Linked DNA regions of Homo sapiens: region 1 is linked to region 2. A link is a loop called in an ENCODE intact Hi-C map of the cell type or tissue named here. Cell type or tissue: endothelial cell of umbilical vein. All regions are shown on one strand.

Region 1 (8,000 bases), 370 kb before region 2:
ATATCTTTATATATTAGGGATATAAATTCTTTATCAAGTTTTTTGCAATTATTTACTTTTTGAGGAAGAATAGTACCTTTCCTTTTGCTGACTTGCAATCTACACGGATTCAGCTGACGTTCTTTATCATTAATATAACTTTCCATATTTCTTTCCACAGGCAGATCCTTGCAGCAGCCAAAAGAGCTGACCAAGTTGGCCATTTTCTTTGGGTGGGATCAGACAGCTGGGGATCCAAAATAAACCCACTGCACCAGCATGAAGATATCGCAGAAGGGGCCATCACCATTCAGCCCAAGCGAGCCACGGTGGAAGGTATGGGTTTCATCAGCAGTAGGTTTGCTGAGAGAAGTTCTGGTGCCATGCTGAATGGCCAAGCATGTGACTTTTTAGGGGTTTGGCATTTTTACCAAACTCATGTGGGGTTGTTTCAAACTTATAGCCATGAAATGCAAATGAGGCCACACACCTGGTCTGTTCTTTTAGTTGAAATTCCTCTTTTGAGGAGATCATATTATTTTCATAATATCACGATTAGCAAAAACATTCTTTCTTTTTCATTCATGCCATAGGAACTTTCTGAGAGGAGAGCATTATCATTAATAAGTAAAGTATACACATCCAAGTGTGTATAAGTGAGCTACGTTTTCCAAGAGAATCCTTTCACTTTGTAACGCATCCATTATTTCCTTATTAGAAGAAGTACAAGAACCCTTTCCCCCCTTATCTCTCAAGGTCCCTTCCAGCTCAGGGAGGCTGTAATACAGCACACCACCTCTCTCAGGCACCAGCATCCCCTCACCTTCCTAGGTCCCTTTTGTTTTCACTCTCTCCTTTTCTTGCCTTTCTAAACTTATGCCTCTTTCTTTGCCTTCCTTGCTACTGCAAAGATATTTTGAGAGGCAGAAGTAGGAAAGAGTGTCTGTTGCCACCCTGTAATCTGACAAAATTTGCCGATTATAAGTTATGTTATTCTTTAATTTGGAAAGAAAAGTTGTTTCTAAAAGAAGACGCTGTGTAAAAGGAGCTTCTCTGCTGATAGCCTGCTTTGTGTTCCTTTTCTGATGGGCCATGTCTCCAAAGATTCTCTAAAACATGCTTTGCGCATTAAAAAGAACTCTATCCTCTCACTCAAAAAGGGATCAAATATTTGCATTTTCTATTCTCTCTCCACTCAAATCTAATTAATTATTCTCCTCAGAAGGCTGCATGTTCTGTGTAGGCTTTTTAGACAAATCAGGTTGTGGTTCTGTCACTGTTTCCTTTCTGTTATCTGGAGGAGATAAAAATCTCATGAGTCACCCATGTTTTCACTGGGAGGCTTTGAATTAATTTCATTCCCCAGTACATATCCAGAAAAGATTGCCTATCTTACAACCCAGACCAATGCATTTGCAGATGGGTTGCAAGAATAAAGGACGATATTTTAACCTTCTCCATTCCTTGCACTGGAAAAACTGTGTATCTGTTGTGTGCCTTGCTCAGTGCTAGGAGTCAGGAAAACAAAAGATGAGGACTCAAAATTCTCACCCTCAAAGCATACAGAGCTGAGTGCAGGTGTCAGAACAGGCAGAGACTACATGGGAAACATTGTAAGTACAGTATGGAGGGCACAGAGAGTTACCATGGAGGCTTTCCTAGGGTGGTGGTGATATGGTTGGGGAAGATATCGTTGGATGCGAGAAGTGATAACTGGGATGAAAGTTCCCTCAGAGATACAGGGAAATGAAGGAACAGGACACATTAGGGAAAATACAAATAATTCATTCTGCAGCACTGTCCTGCACTCCTGCCTTCTTAAAATCCTTCCAGTTCTTTAAGAATGTTCCTATTTACAAGACACTGGGGAGACCCTTTCCTCTTCTAGAGTACTAATCATTGCTACACTGTTTGGTTGATTGACTTCTATTTATTTTGGGGGTCTCAGATGTTAATTTTTCATGGGAGCCATCTGTGGCCATCTCACCCCAACCAAGTGTGGGTTAGAAACCCCTTCCATTCCTTCTATGGCATCCCACACATCTCCTACTGTTGGAACTACCTCTTTACTTGTCTCTGTCTAGAAATATCCCTATTATGCACCATCGTACCCCCAGCACATGGTTCTTTGCTGAAAGTTGTAGGTGCTCAAACACATTCTTAAGTGATTATGTGTCTGGAGGGATGGAGGAATCGCAGATCATATAAGGACATGGCACAAAATCAGTTTGAAAGTGGGCCAGAAGTTGCATTGCAAAGGGTCTTGAAAACTGTACTAAGGAGTTTGTTACTTTATGCTGAAAATCTGAAGAGCATCCGCATGTGTGAGATGTGATTGTGGTGGCATTGGAAGGTTTAGAAGTTCACTCAGGTGACTGTAAGGAGGGGTGAAGGGCAAGAGTTGGGTGAGATTCAAGGAAAACGAAGAACTTTCAGGGCTTCAACTGAGGTCCTCTCTTCCTAGGCTGTGGATGCCATGTAGACACAATGCACATATTCCATGGCCATTAACCCCTGATGCCTGATATTTTAGGGAACTTACTGGGTTATCTCAAAGGTTTAACAAATTATTGAGGTAAAATATTATTTTCATGTAGATATAGAAATATACAAATTTACAAAATCAGACAAAGAACAGCATCATGAACTAGCAAAGTAAAAATTAAGATTCCAAAGAATGAAATTGGAGAGCACTGTTTTAAAAACAATGTTAGAATGTGATGGAATAGCAAGAGTTCATATGAAATTTTCTAATCTCACCCAGAGAAGAGTGAAGATTTTTTGTGGCCATGTACAAAAATGCTGTGGCTTCCATCTAGCCATATTGCCTAGGTACATTTCTTATAAAGAACAATCAAGTTTTGTTCACTTTCGTAGCAGACAGAACATTAAGATAGCATCTATGCATTTACAGTGTCACTTCTATGAAAGTTAAAAAAGAAGAAATGCATTCAGTTATGCCAAAGCTTCTGAACAAAACTATGAAATAATCTAAGATAAAACTATAAATGGAGCAGAGCCTATGTGGGCAAGTAAGTTTTCCTGTCCTTCCCTACAGTCATTTGCTTGTTTTCTTGTTTGTTTCCTTTTATCTTTTTCCTGTTTTGCAGATGTTTCATATTGAATTATGCTGGGGTAGAATATTTTTCAAATATTCATGATACTGCTCCATTCCTATATCTTTGTGTTGTATAATGCTATACCCTCAGATGGAAGGGAAAAGCCAATCAGTAATCTACCTTTTTTTCCCTTTAGATCCATATCATGACTACGTTCAGCAAACATCTGGATTTTCGGCCGGCATTTTTCTGAGTATGCATTCAAAATAAGCAGAAATTGTGTTAGGCCAAAATGCTGGCAGATTTATTGCCTCTTTGAAAGTGGCCTTTCTCTTCTATCTGTACTTATTCTCCATTTGTGGAAAAAGGGAACTTTAGTGTTTCTTAGCCAAGGGTGTCATTTCCCCCCTTTCGATTTAATGATGAAAGGAGCCAGTTTCCTGGAGGGGTGGCTGTGGTCCCGCTGCCTGCCCAGTGTTTATGGGAAATCTGGGGAATGTCTCTAGAACTTGGCAGCACTCCTCCAGCTCCTGAGCCAAAACACTTCTGTAATTTTTAGTGTGTCTGCATTGTCTGATGAGCCAAGGAATCCCTGGCATTTCCTCACTCATGTGTTGCCCCATTAACTAGACTCTTAATAATCCTCTGCAGCCTCCAAGGAATCTGCAGAGTACTAATGGCCTACGTTGCCTTCAACTCTTCATCCTCCAAAGTGCTCTGCTTCTCTGAAAGGAGGCTGTCCTAGGCATCCTCTAATTATGGCCAACAAGGGTCATGGACCAGCATAATTTCATCTCTTCCATACTCATTAACATTAGGAAGCTAGTATAATGAAGGGTAGATTTTCAAAACTAACTATAATGACTCTCACAATTGGTGATGATTTTCAAATGGGACTGTAGAACAGCTTGGTTCATGAGTTAAATCTGCAATGTATGTAGGAATAGACAAAACATACTCTGGACCCAGCATTAAAGAGCTAGCTTTTTAAAAATAATAGTAATTTTTACTTATGATTTGAATGAATTCTTTATTTTTCCTAAAACTGGAAAGAACAAAGCTGTGAAGATCTGAACTAAAATATTCCTGGCTCCAATTTAGATATGCCCTACTTTAGCTTCTCTTGATTACCTGCAATGGTCTACCTGTGTCACAGGGTTTCTCTAGGTGAATGGGGAAAAAAAATGAGAAAGAAAATATTGCCTTGAACCACAATGCTGCTTCTAAGCAATGCGTATGTCTTTTGGCCCTATCACCTTGTTTGATAAGAGAGCAATGAGATACTGCATGATAAACCTGTACTCCTGCTATTTGTGGCAGAGTGGGTTTCTGTCACTTGCAACCCAGACTACTTGAAAAAATATAGTTGAGCCCAAACTACTTGAAAATATGGTTGAAAGCTTCTTCAGGGCCTTTTGTTCCACTTTTTATGGTTTCTGAGTTATACCCTATCCAAGTGCCATTTAGCCTACATCATTCCACTCTCTTTTTTCTCTCTTCCCTTATCCCTCTCGCATGAGATCTCTGCATTCTCTGAGCCCCATTATAAGTCTCATCTACCCTTCCATACTTTCCTTTCCTCATCACATCAGCCTTGTTCCACATCTCATCCCCTCAGGTGTGCTGTGTCTATTCCACTTTGAAGCATCTGTCACATATAATTAGTTATTCTTTGTATATATCAAGGTTATTAAGTAGGATCAAAATGATACATATATCCTTTATGAACAAGTTCTAGAGGTCAAGAATAAAATAGTAAAGAGAAAAATCTTTTTAAAAAAGATAGATTCAAATATACCTGGGAAATGTAGATGAACTATGCGGTCATTCTCCAGAAATCTAATTGAGAATTGAGAAGAGCTTTGAGAGACAACTTCTTCTACAGGAAGAATGATAAAATGAGCCAGATCCAGTAAATAAGTTTTCATTGTCAAAAGGAAAAGACAAACTTCCCTCTTCCAAGGCCAGCATCCACTGGACTCATAGGTGAAATCCCACAGGGAACAGGCAGGCAGACCATACATAAGAAAGGATCTCAGTCTGATAGGCTAAGCTACATAGTGGCAACAGATAGACTCTCAATGGACTAATGGAATGCATGAATATTTCTCACCCATGTAAAGTCTTCTGTGGTTCTAGGAGACTTCCCAGGGCATTTATCCTCCCTGTATTGTTCTGCAATCTGGGCCGTCTCAATCTTATGGCACTTGTGTTTCAATACATTTTTTTTTTTTTTGGGATGGAGTCTCGCTTTGTCACCCAAGCTGGAATGCAGTGGCGCAGTCTTGGCTTACTGCAACCTCTGCCTCCCGGGTTTAAGTGATTCTCCTGCCTCAGCCTCCCTGAGTAGCTGGGACTGCAGGCATGTGCTACCACACCTGGCTAATATTTGTATTTTTAGTAGAGACAGGGTTTCACCATGTTGGCCAGGCTGTTCTTGAATTCCTGACCTCAAGTCATCCGCCAGCCTCAGCCTCCCAAAGTGTTAGGATTACAGGCATAAGCCACTGCACCCGGCCTCAACACATTCTTCTTTCACCACTGTACAGCTTTGGAAAGAGAGTGGTAGATTCACATACACTACTCACAAATGCTTTTACCTGTAAGAAATGTCCATGATTTCTCCTCCTCTATCATTAACCAATAACAAAGTCATAGCAAATTTTCCTTTCAAGGAGCTTGTTTATGAAAATAAAGGAGAGCTGAATATTGATGAATCTGAGTCCTGTCTCCCTCAAGCTCTGTTTAACTGAAACCTTTGGTAGCATTTAGGACACTAGGAGCAGTGCTTTGGAACTTTTTAACAGCGGGCAATAAATGATGAGCGATGCCCTGTCCCTTACTTTGCCACAGATGTCTGAACAGCTCTGACACCACATGCGGTGTCTTGGCAGCAATGCAAAGGAGGGGCTTCCAGGGTCAGTAGAAAACATGCTACTTGGCAGTGTCTTGGCAGTGCTACTGTGGCCAGAGGATCCCAGAAGAAGAGAGCAGTTCCTCAAAAGGAAGGGAGGCAATCAGTAGACTCATATGAGAGAAGTAGGTGGACAACCTTTGGGGACATACTGCAAGAGCCATGTGGGAAAGTGTCCCTGGGGCTTGGTAGGGTCGAGTGATATTATTCCATTTATTCCTGCAGACTGTAGCTTGGTGAAATTCCAGTTACCTCAAGGAGACTGTGGATTTGTCATTTGTGACTGATGTTCTTGACATTCTCTTGGCCTTTTTGATAAGCAGAAAACTTCTCCCAATATGTTGGTTTAAAATGCCAAATGCTGACTTACCCAACCTTCCCTGCAGTTAGAGGATGAACAAGTGACTTAATCCTGACCATTGGGATGGATGATGACATTATCTGAGGGAACTTCATAGAGATATTTCCCTCCCTTAGAAAAAAAAAATGTCATGTTAATAGGGCAACTATATAACATTTTATCCAAACCAGAACACCTTAGAAGTAAAAGGGCCATAAACTGTGATTGTCCCAGCCAAACCAGGGTATGCAGTGACCCTTCTCACATGAGAAACTCCTGCCTTCTCCTCCTTTTTTTTCTTTTTTTCTTTTTTTTTTTTTTTTTTATCTCACTCTGTCACCCAGGCTGGAATGCAGTGATGTGATCTCGGCTCACTGCACCCTCCATCTCCCGGGTTCAAACAATTCTTCTACCTCAGCCTCCCAAGTAGCTGGGATTACAGGCGCCTGCCACCACGCCCAACTAGTTTTTGTATTTTTAGTAGAGATGGGGTTTCACCATGTTGGTCAGGCTGGTCTCAAACTCCTGACCTCAGGCAATCCGCCCTCCTCAGCCCCCCAAAGTGCTGGGATTACAGGCGTGACCCACTGCGCCCAGCCTCTCCTCCTGTTTTTAATGTTATCATGTGAGGACAGGATACTTGGAGCTGCTATAGCCATCTTCACAGAAAGGAAATATTAATACCAGAGGAAGGCAGAAAAGACAGATAGAAAAAGCAAAAAGCCTAGGCCCATGATGACCTTACTTAAGCTGTCAAACCAGTCCTGGAATTATCTACATTAGTATTTGTTCTTATGTTAGAAAAATTACTGTTATCTTTAAGCCCCTTTTAAGCTATATATTTTGTTATATGCAACCTAAGGTATTCTTAATAAAATACCTTTCTTATTCACCTCTGTATACCCAGCACTTGAATATTACCTGTAAATTAATGGACTCTTACAAAATATCTGTTGAATAAATGGGCCTTACAAAATGATGATTTTTTTAAAAATAAGGAGTATAAGTCATTACTGTAGAGTGAAAGTTCAGATAGCTTCAAGACAGATTGTTACCTTTGCTATTAATATATATCCCTATATTTATCACCACAGGAAATAATATTTTGGTAAATTTCTATTATAAGGTGAAGCTATTTCACATGCGTTTTTTATAGAAATTATGAACTTTGTGAAAATATCCATGCAAGAATTGTCCCTAAGGGAAAATATAAACTAACGAATGCTCTTACAATCATGAAGTCAGTACAGCTTGTGGTTCATGAGTGGCAGCAAAGTTGTAAAATGGAGAGAGAGAGAGAGAGAGAGATTTAATATTTTAAACAAATACCCTTTGTGTTGAAATTAGAAATGTATAAATATTGATATCCTGAATTTTAATTCTAAAGAAAAAAGCAGAACGCCAGTGTCTTGATAAAACATTTCTCAGGTCTAGGAAATTAGACATCAATTATATTATTGGAGGGTTTCATTGAATAAGCACATCTGACACTGGGTAGATTTTTCCTTTAAAATCATTTAATACCTCAAAGCTTAAAATCTTGAATTTCATGTGACCCTTGCCCAATTGAGAACTGATTATGTGTATAATGTGTGCTCAGGATTATAAAATGATTCATCTAACTATGTCAGCAGCAACTTTCTCCCTAAGTTATCGTATCCACATTGTAATATTCCATCCCCCGTCTTTCTCCCTCCCCCCTAAAAAT
Region 2 (8,000 bases):
ACACCTTAATCAAGATTACAGATTTCTATGGTCTTCATGTCTTTATATTTAGCTGCCACTTCAATTAGAAGTCCTTCAAATATGATTAAAGGTTTACTCTGAACTTTAATATAAGAGACTTCTGTAGGGCAAGCATGTGCATGGATTGACCCAATAGCATTCAATCAATTAATACATGCATATGCTCTCCAATAACTGTGCAGAGTTATTGTGCTTTCCTTTATTTATCAAAATGCCCTGAAGATTGCTTTATCTCCTAGCCATAGTCGTTCTTGACATCGCTTTAAGTGTTCAGACCCCTACTGCAGTCATTTTATTTGTAATAGTGCCTTGTGTGTTGTGTCTCCTAGCTCTACATACAAACTACCACGCTTACAATCTCCATGAACCTAAGTGCATCAGTGGCGCTGGGGATGCTATACATGCCGAAAGTGTACATCATCATTTTCCACCCTGAACTCAATGTCCAGAAACGGAAGCGAAGCTTCAAGGCGGTAGTCACAGCAGCCACCATGTCATCGAGGCTGTCACACAAACCCAGTGACAGACCCAACGGTGAGGCAAAGACCGAGCTCTGTGAAAACGTAGACCCAAACAGTAAGTAACTCTCCGTTTCTTTCATCTTCCCACCCTGCATCAGGAAGCTCTAGAAGATGTGGGGTGTGCTTGCCTCTCTGGAGAAATACTGTGATCGTTCTTGTCTTATGGGCTGGGTTGCCTTGGTGAATGCCAGCTTCTGCTCTTTTGAGTTTGACTCATTCCTGCCACCATTTTCTTTTTGTTCCTTGTTGGAAAGAAGCTTTTGGAGGCTCTGCTTCAGAAGTGTGAAGCCTCCCCCTTCCCTTGCTTCTTGTCCTCTGGTACTGAATCCTCCAACTGACAAATGCACCTATCAGGTTGTTCTTTTCTTGCACCCTTCCTGCTAAGGCAACAACTTTTTGTCAGGGAAACTTCCATACTTAATGAACTGTATCGGTGGGAATTAATTAGGATTTTGGAAGCGAAACTTTTTTCCTCTAGCATGTGAATGTTGAAAAAGTTATTTTGTACTAATCAGGTCTTCTAGAAACATATAAAATATTGGAAAAAGTTGTCAAATCCAGGTACACAGGGCCAGACACTACCATGATAACGGCATCATACTGTGGGGAAAAACATATCTACCATACCACTGGAGAAGAGTTTTATTCTATGCAAGACAAACCTTAGGGAAGAAATCAAGGAAAAAAAACATTGGATTTAAGATGCTATTATATGGCATATCTGCAAAACTCTAGGAGCCTTTAGTCATGCATGCAAATGTCCCCAGGTAAAATGGGCATATAGCTATCACTTTGTAAGTAACACAAGACCAGCTCAAAGGTTAAATGCTTAGAATTCCCAATTGCTAACTTTACTAACAATATGGTGGTAAGAGTAAATTTCAGATTTAAAATACTAGTTTTAAGATTTGTTTTCCAGGAATATTTTGGCTAGTTGCATTTAGAATGAGGCAGATTCAAATATTTGTGATACTTCCTGTTGTTTAAGGCAGAAGGGATTTCAGGTTATCCATTAAGTCATTCACGACATACTGTATTTCAGTTAGAAGCTGATCTTGGTGTCAAATGCTTAATGCCAAATAGAAGGAAGTCTCAATTTTAAGTACTCTTGAAGAAATCCTTTTTGCTCTGCAAATAAGAGAGATATCTTTAATAAAAACCAAGAAGCCAACTGGGTTTGATCCTGACAAACACTACACAAAGAACTGTGATTTTGGCCTGTCTCTATTTATGAATAGTTGAGTGAATGTCGTGAAATACTTTGAAAATATGTAGACAAAGTAACAAGGTTAATTAACAACATTGTGGGCTCCAGTTTGACTTTGTGACAGAAGTCCTAGGACAAGTCTAAAGGAACATACTGAGAAGGGAGGAACAGAATGAATGATATAGGCTCTGTTGTGTCTCCAGAGCAAGTGGCCAATTGAGAGGAGGGCAAGTGGATGGTGACTTGCTGTGGCATTCAGTGTGATGTAGGAAGAGGCTTTGGGTTGAGACATACCTGGGTTCAAATGTAAACCACTCCATTTACCAGCCATGTGGCATTAAGAATCACTGAGCTTTTCTAAAACTCAACATAATTATGTATAAAAGAGATAATAACTATGTCATAAGTGTATCACAAAATACTATATTGAGAAAATACTATATCAACTAAATGTCAACGTCTTTCCCTTCCTGAAGAGGCAAAAAGCTTTGCTTAGAAATAAGTTTCAGCATAATTTATTAAGATATAGTAGCTAAAAAGATGCAGTTAAGTGTAGATTAAACACCACAGGGTAGATAAAACTCAATCCTCAAAAGAAGAATTTATGGCTGGGCGTGGTGGCTCACGCCTGTAATCCCAGCACTTTGGGAGGACGAGGTGGGCGGATCACCTGAGGTTAGGAGTTGGTGACCAGCCTGACCAACATGGAGAAACCCCGTCTCTACTAAAAATACAAAATTAGCCGGGCATGGTTGCGCGTGCCTGTAATCCCAGCTACTTGGGAGGCTGAGGCAGGAGAATCGCTTGAACCCAGGAGGGCAGAGGTTGCAGTGAGCTGAGATCGTGCCATTGCACTCCAGCCTGGGCAACAAGAGCAAAACTCCATCTCAAAAAAAAAAAAAAAAAAAAGAAAAAGAAAAAAAAGAGAAGAATTTATATGAACATATGTGTGCATCTATTATACCTATACCTGTATTGATAAACATATATGTATATTTATAATTAGTGGCTTTTTATTATAGGTTGTCTTGTCAAATTTGCATTTCATAAAACCTTTTCTTGCAAATATTCCAATAACAGCTTTATTTTTGTACACACACACACACACACACACACACACACACATTTAACTAGATACTGTTCAAAGTCAATAAGCAGAAAACATAATTGGAGGGCTATATTTACTGGGGAAAAAGACGAAATTAGAAGTTTTGAGTTTAGACAATTCAATACTATGCTACTTAAGAATTGTTAACTTTCAAAAAACATTACTACTGTTGCTATTTAATGATGAGGTGCAATCCTTGTTGAGGCTTTTTTGGGTATGACATTGGTTGTTAAAATGCTAACACTGACATTAATGCTAATGCTTGCATAAGGTACTCATTGAAATAGGCATTATGCGGAATGCTTTGTGTGGAATGTCCCACTTACTCCTCACAGTAGATCTATAGAATAGATATTGTTATTCTTATTTTACTGAGGAAACCTTGGCTTCCCAAGATTAAGTAACATTATCAAAGCCACACATGTGGTTAACAGCAGAGGTTGGACTAAAGCCCAGGTCTGACTCTTCAACCCACGCTTGTTCCTCTTTGCTCCTCTGTTTCTTAGAATATGAATGGCATGTCGAAATTCCAATGCAGGAACTATGCTTTTGGTTTCCTTATTTGGTAATATCATTTGTATATGCAGAATATAATGATGTTTGGTGGGAGATTCTTTAAACATACTGTAACGTATTATTGCTTGTTTTGTCTACAAAGACAGGAGTAACCTGAGCTCAAAGAAGGCTGCCCAGGTAGAGGCCTCATTTGATTAATTTAAAAATTGTATTCCAATGATTTCATTTGGTATCTCTTTCCTTGCAAAAGTTTCACTGGGTCTTTGTTGTTGTTCTAGTGTCTACATAGAGCCAAGGTAAACAATTCAGAAAAATAAAATAAAATAGAGTCTTTTTCTCACCACCAGCTGGAAAGATTTTTTTAAATTGCTTTAGCTCTTTGGTTATTGTGTAGACACACCCTAAAACACCATGAAAACTTAACTAGATATTGGCTAAACCATAGGAGGAGATTCATGTACCTCCAAACATTGGGGTTTCTGATGACCCAACTCTCAAAAGTCCCAAAAAAGAATCCAAAGAGCTTATCTGCACAAAAGCTGTCCAACAGTACTTTCTGCAGTGACGATCATGTTTTATGTGTGTGCTGTCTAATAGAGTAAGCACTAGCACATGTGGCTATTGAACATTTGAAATATAGCTACTCAACTGAAGAAATACATTTGTTATTTTACTTAGTTTTTAATTAAGTAAACTTTATTTACATTGTATTTAAATTTAAGCACACACTTTTGACTGAGGCTACTGTATTGGACAGTGTAGCTCTAGAAATTGACAAGGATTTTATTCTAGGAAACTCAATTTGAGTCCACATTGGATATAGCTCCCAAAGTTTTAGCATTGATACTGATCTAGGACAAAGTCAAAACTCAAAGAAATAAAACATTTGAGATGAGACAAACATACAAATAGTCATTTAAAATGATCTCAAAACGAGCCACTAATAGGGAAAAAGTAACATCATAGACAGCAATGACATTTGAAAAACCAGTCCGCAGCAATGCAAAAATGCATGTATATAGGAAAAGAACGATAGTGAAAAATTCAATTAATAAAAACAGATATGACTATGCTATACTAGGTAACATTATAATATTCTGTTTAATGCCAAATATAGCTAAAATTATCTCTAATATCTTAACTTTTGTAACAGAGATAAATGACATTATTTTCTGAATTTAAGCTGACTGGTTAAAAACAAACAAAAACGTAGCTCATGCACTTGAAAAAGGAATTTGTCTCTCCAGTGGGCAAATTCTGTACAATATTTTCTGAGGGAGGGTGTCTGAGAGGAAGTAGAGTTTACACTATGAGCTACAAAGTAAATAGTGGAACAGAAATGTCCTCTTATTCATTGTTGCTCTAAACACTTAGTCTCAATGTATTTCAATCTTCAGTGTTTTCACTTTTAACAGCTCTGCTCCATCACTGCAGTTTGCCATCTGGTGCATGCATGCTTCTACTCATCCAACTCCACACTGCAGCTACATGTCTACATAAAAATGAATTTGCTTGCTGACTTAATATGGGAAGACATTTATACTACCATATTTTTTCCTCAAGAAATATAATTATCCTCTTAGTTTGCTTCCTTAGCTAACAGTCCATTGTATGAAAGAAAAACTCCATTATGTGTGGAATAAACAAAAAGTAAATCTCAAAATTTCAATTTATCTGCGCACTGCTGGCATATTAGATATTCAGAGTTGGGCCAATGCTTGCTAGTCTCTGCACTTAGATTGAAAAATAGCAAGCTCAGAGGGCATAGGGCTGTAGCTCAGCTACTTACTAAATTTTATTTATGCAAATAAGACTTCCATTGCTAAAAGTGTAAAAGAACCTGGCCTCGTTTGAATAGCTTTATATCTGGCCATGATGATGCCTTCTCACATTCCTGTCTAAGAAGAAGGGCACCTCAAACTGTTTCTCCCACCTGCATCCTGAATTTGGCATGTTTCCCTGTACTTTCTACAGTTCACTTGGCAGATGTATGTTCATGGCAAACTTGTAGATGCCAGATAAACAAGATGCCATGGTTGTGCTTGGGCTATGGCTTATTGATGGCCATGACGATCCTTTTCAAGTTGGATGGATAATATTAACTAAGAGGCAGCATGGCTTTATTGGGATGGGCGGATAAGAACTGCAGCCTTCTTCACCTGGACTGGTATCAACCAGAAGATGTTCTGTAAATTGTCTTTGGCTCTCATGCTTTCTTTAGTAAAAGATCACAGTGAAGAGAGGCCTGGCCCTAAGCTACCTTTCTCTTAAGCTACCATCCATTTTCTAAGCTAATGCCCGCAAGCCGTGCAGAGAAATACTTCAAGGACCTTAGCTAGATATAGAGAGTTTACTCTGGCAGGTCAGCAGCAACTAGAGATGGCAGGCGGGTGGACAGCGAGGGACACACCCTTTTTTTTGGATGTGGAGATGTATGACTGATGAACTCACTCTGGGATAGAGACTGGACATAGACTACCTAAAAGACTGGTTTAAGCCAATTAACACATTGTATGATGAACCACATGTTAGAAGAATAACAATTTGTACCTGAAATACAAAATAAGATATGGAATTGTATTCTGATGGTGTTTTTCTTGTGCTACCATATTTGCATCTACAATAAGGAAAATACATAAATAACAACTTGTGCTGTTCTCAACAAAATAAATTTGTTACATAAACTAGGACTGTCAATATAAGGAGGTATGTTATTTAAAAAAAAAAAAAGAAAGAAAAAGAATTCAGACTGCTGGAAAATGGATGTGGGCACCAAAACTCTACACAAATAATGGTGCCTAGAAAATTCTAGAACACACTTCTGTGCTGTGTTAATTTGTTATGGTTCTTGTTTTGTTTTGCTTCTCCATTTGTTTGGATCCCTAACATTCTCAACATTATGTTACTTGTTTCATCCTCTTGGACTAACCACACAGGCTGGACAGCATGACTGGACTAGGGTGAGAAAAAAGGGCTGGCAAGAAGAAGAAAATAATGCTCTGAGCAGATAGATAAATTATGTTTGGGCTGGTTCCCTCAGCTGTTCTAACTCAAGCAAGTAAAACCCAACTCCCTTAACTCAAGAGGCACCAGTACTCCCATGTTCAGAGGTACCTGAATTGAGGTGACCTGGTCTACCAAAGGATATTGAACCCACCAAAAGAGTGGGCATGATGTGTATGGTCTCTATCGCAGCCTTTTCCCAAAAGGAAAATAATAATAATAAAAAGTAATATTGTGTGCACATTTATTTTATACATACCTATATATTTACTTTTCCTGTAGACTGTATACCACCAGTAAGAAAGAGTGTACAAAAGTCTGTTACTTGGTACACTATCCCACCAACAGTATAGCTTTTGACTGCTTTCCCAAAGGTAAGAAAACAATCTAATTCTTATTTATTTATGTGTTCTTGTCTCCAATGAGAATTAGAAATGTTTCCATGGAAACTGTGCATGATTACCTGAAAATATATCTATAGGAAGAAATGAATTTTCAAAGATGATCGATTTGATAAGCTTAGTGCCAGCAGCTGCCATTGGTCATATGCCTGCTTAATTTTCTAAGGAACACGTTTATGAGTATATACACATTTGTCTTCCTGAACAGCTAGCCAGTAATTGCAGAGAACTGTTGCTGGTCATTCCGACACATGCTCTACTTTAAAACTACCAGTGGTGAAAAACTATTTCTCAGTATTTCTCAATGTATGTTTTCCTACTGTGGGCTTAGAAGGCAGTGTGGAAAACCTACAAGGAGAGAAGGGGGATGCTTAGTAAATGCAGACCTAGTAAATTGTTTGTTCTAATTTATTTTTAGTAAATACATTCAAAGAAGTGTACACATTCCTAAAAAAGTATCCATTGAAATAGCAACAAATGGCCTTTCCATCTGTAATTCAAAGTTGTCTTGGTTCCTTCTCTGCAGAAAATAAATCGGTTTACTGGCCGGGATTGATAATATGTTGATGATGATTTGTGGCTCATAGTTCTGCCTTTGAGAAACACTGAACCAACTTTAGTCATCAAGTCATCACACAAAAGCAGAAAAAGGGTCAATGAAAGACCACAAGGGTCTAAAGATTAGTTTGAACATTGGTTATACCCAAGAAATACCAATAAATGCCAAAGGTGTTCAAATAAATAGATTAGAGAAAATGATGTATTGTGTGATGTGTGAACTGGCCACATGAGTGGGCTGGCATAAGAATAATAATGGATTCACCACAGATGCTTTTATATTGCTTTAGGCTCTCACTAAAGAAAATATACTCTGAAAGGATATTATCATCACGCTGTTTCAGCCTAAGCAATATTACACGACAGTGGAAAACAACACTTGCTATGGCAAGCATCCTCATCCACGTGGAACAGGGCATTCCAAACTATGGAAAAATATGCAGTAGAGAACATGGAATAAGTTATTAAAGTCATGTGGTGGCTTTGAGTAAAATGTTCTCTTTTGATTTTCTCTGAACCTCCTATTGTACTCATATAATAGAGAGACCTGTCTCTAGAGAGATTCCAAGAGAGTAAGCAGTGAGGTCATACCGCAGGAGGGGAAAAATATTGCTTAATGATGTAGACTGGCCTTTCTCTTTCCTACACTGATAACATGGGACTTT

What was found. A loop is a pair of places that touch in the nucleus more often than their neighbours do. Peaks named below come from ENCODE experiments on the same cell type or tissue, not always from the same donor. Only the 100,000 strongest peaks of a DNase experiment are listed, where the experiment ranks them.
Region 1: a loop joins it to region 2, with 7 times the contacts of the local background. A loop is called at or near these places in 2 of 110 quality-filtered maps.

The regions. Positions count from the first base shown.
Region 1 is chr3:7,306,338-7,314,337 of GRCh38, forward strand. It overlaps GRM7 (glutamate metabotropic receptor 7), which reads left to right. Exons shown (of 10, transcript NM_000844.4): 4 at 161-315. Among named protein-coding and RNA genes, the nearest start is that of GRM7-AS1, 220 kb to the right of the region's middle. In endothelial cell of umbilical vein, no CTCF peak of the experiment used is centred here; DNase peaks (open chromatin) are centred at 754, 1,304 and 3,534; H3K27ac peaks cover 4,624 bases.
Region 2 is chr3:7,679,699-7,687,698 of GRCh38, forward strand. GRM7 (glutamate metabotropic receptor 7) reads left to right here. Exons shown (of 10, transcript NM_000844.4): 9 at 351-597. Among named protein-coding and RNA genes, the nearest start is that of GRM7-AS1, 150 kb to the left of the region's middle. RefSeq lists an enhancer at 2,931-3,498. In endothelial cell of umbilical vein, no CTCF peak of the experiment used is centred here; a DNase peak (open chromatin) is centred at 3,313; H3K27ac peaks cover 1,497 bases.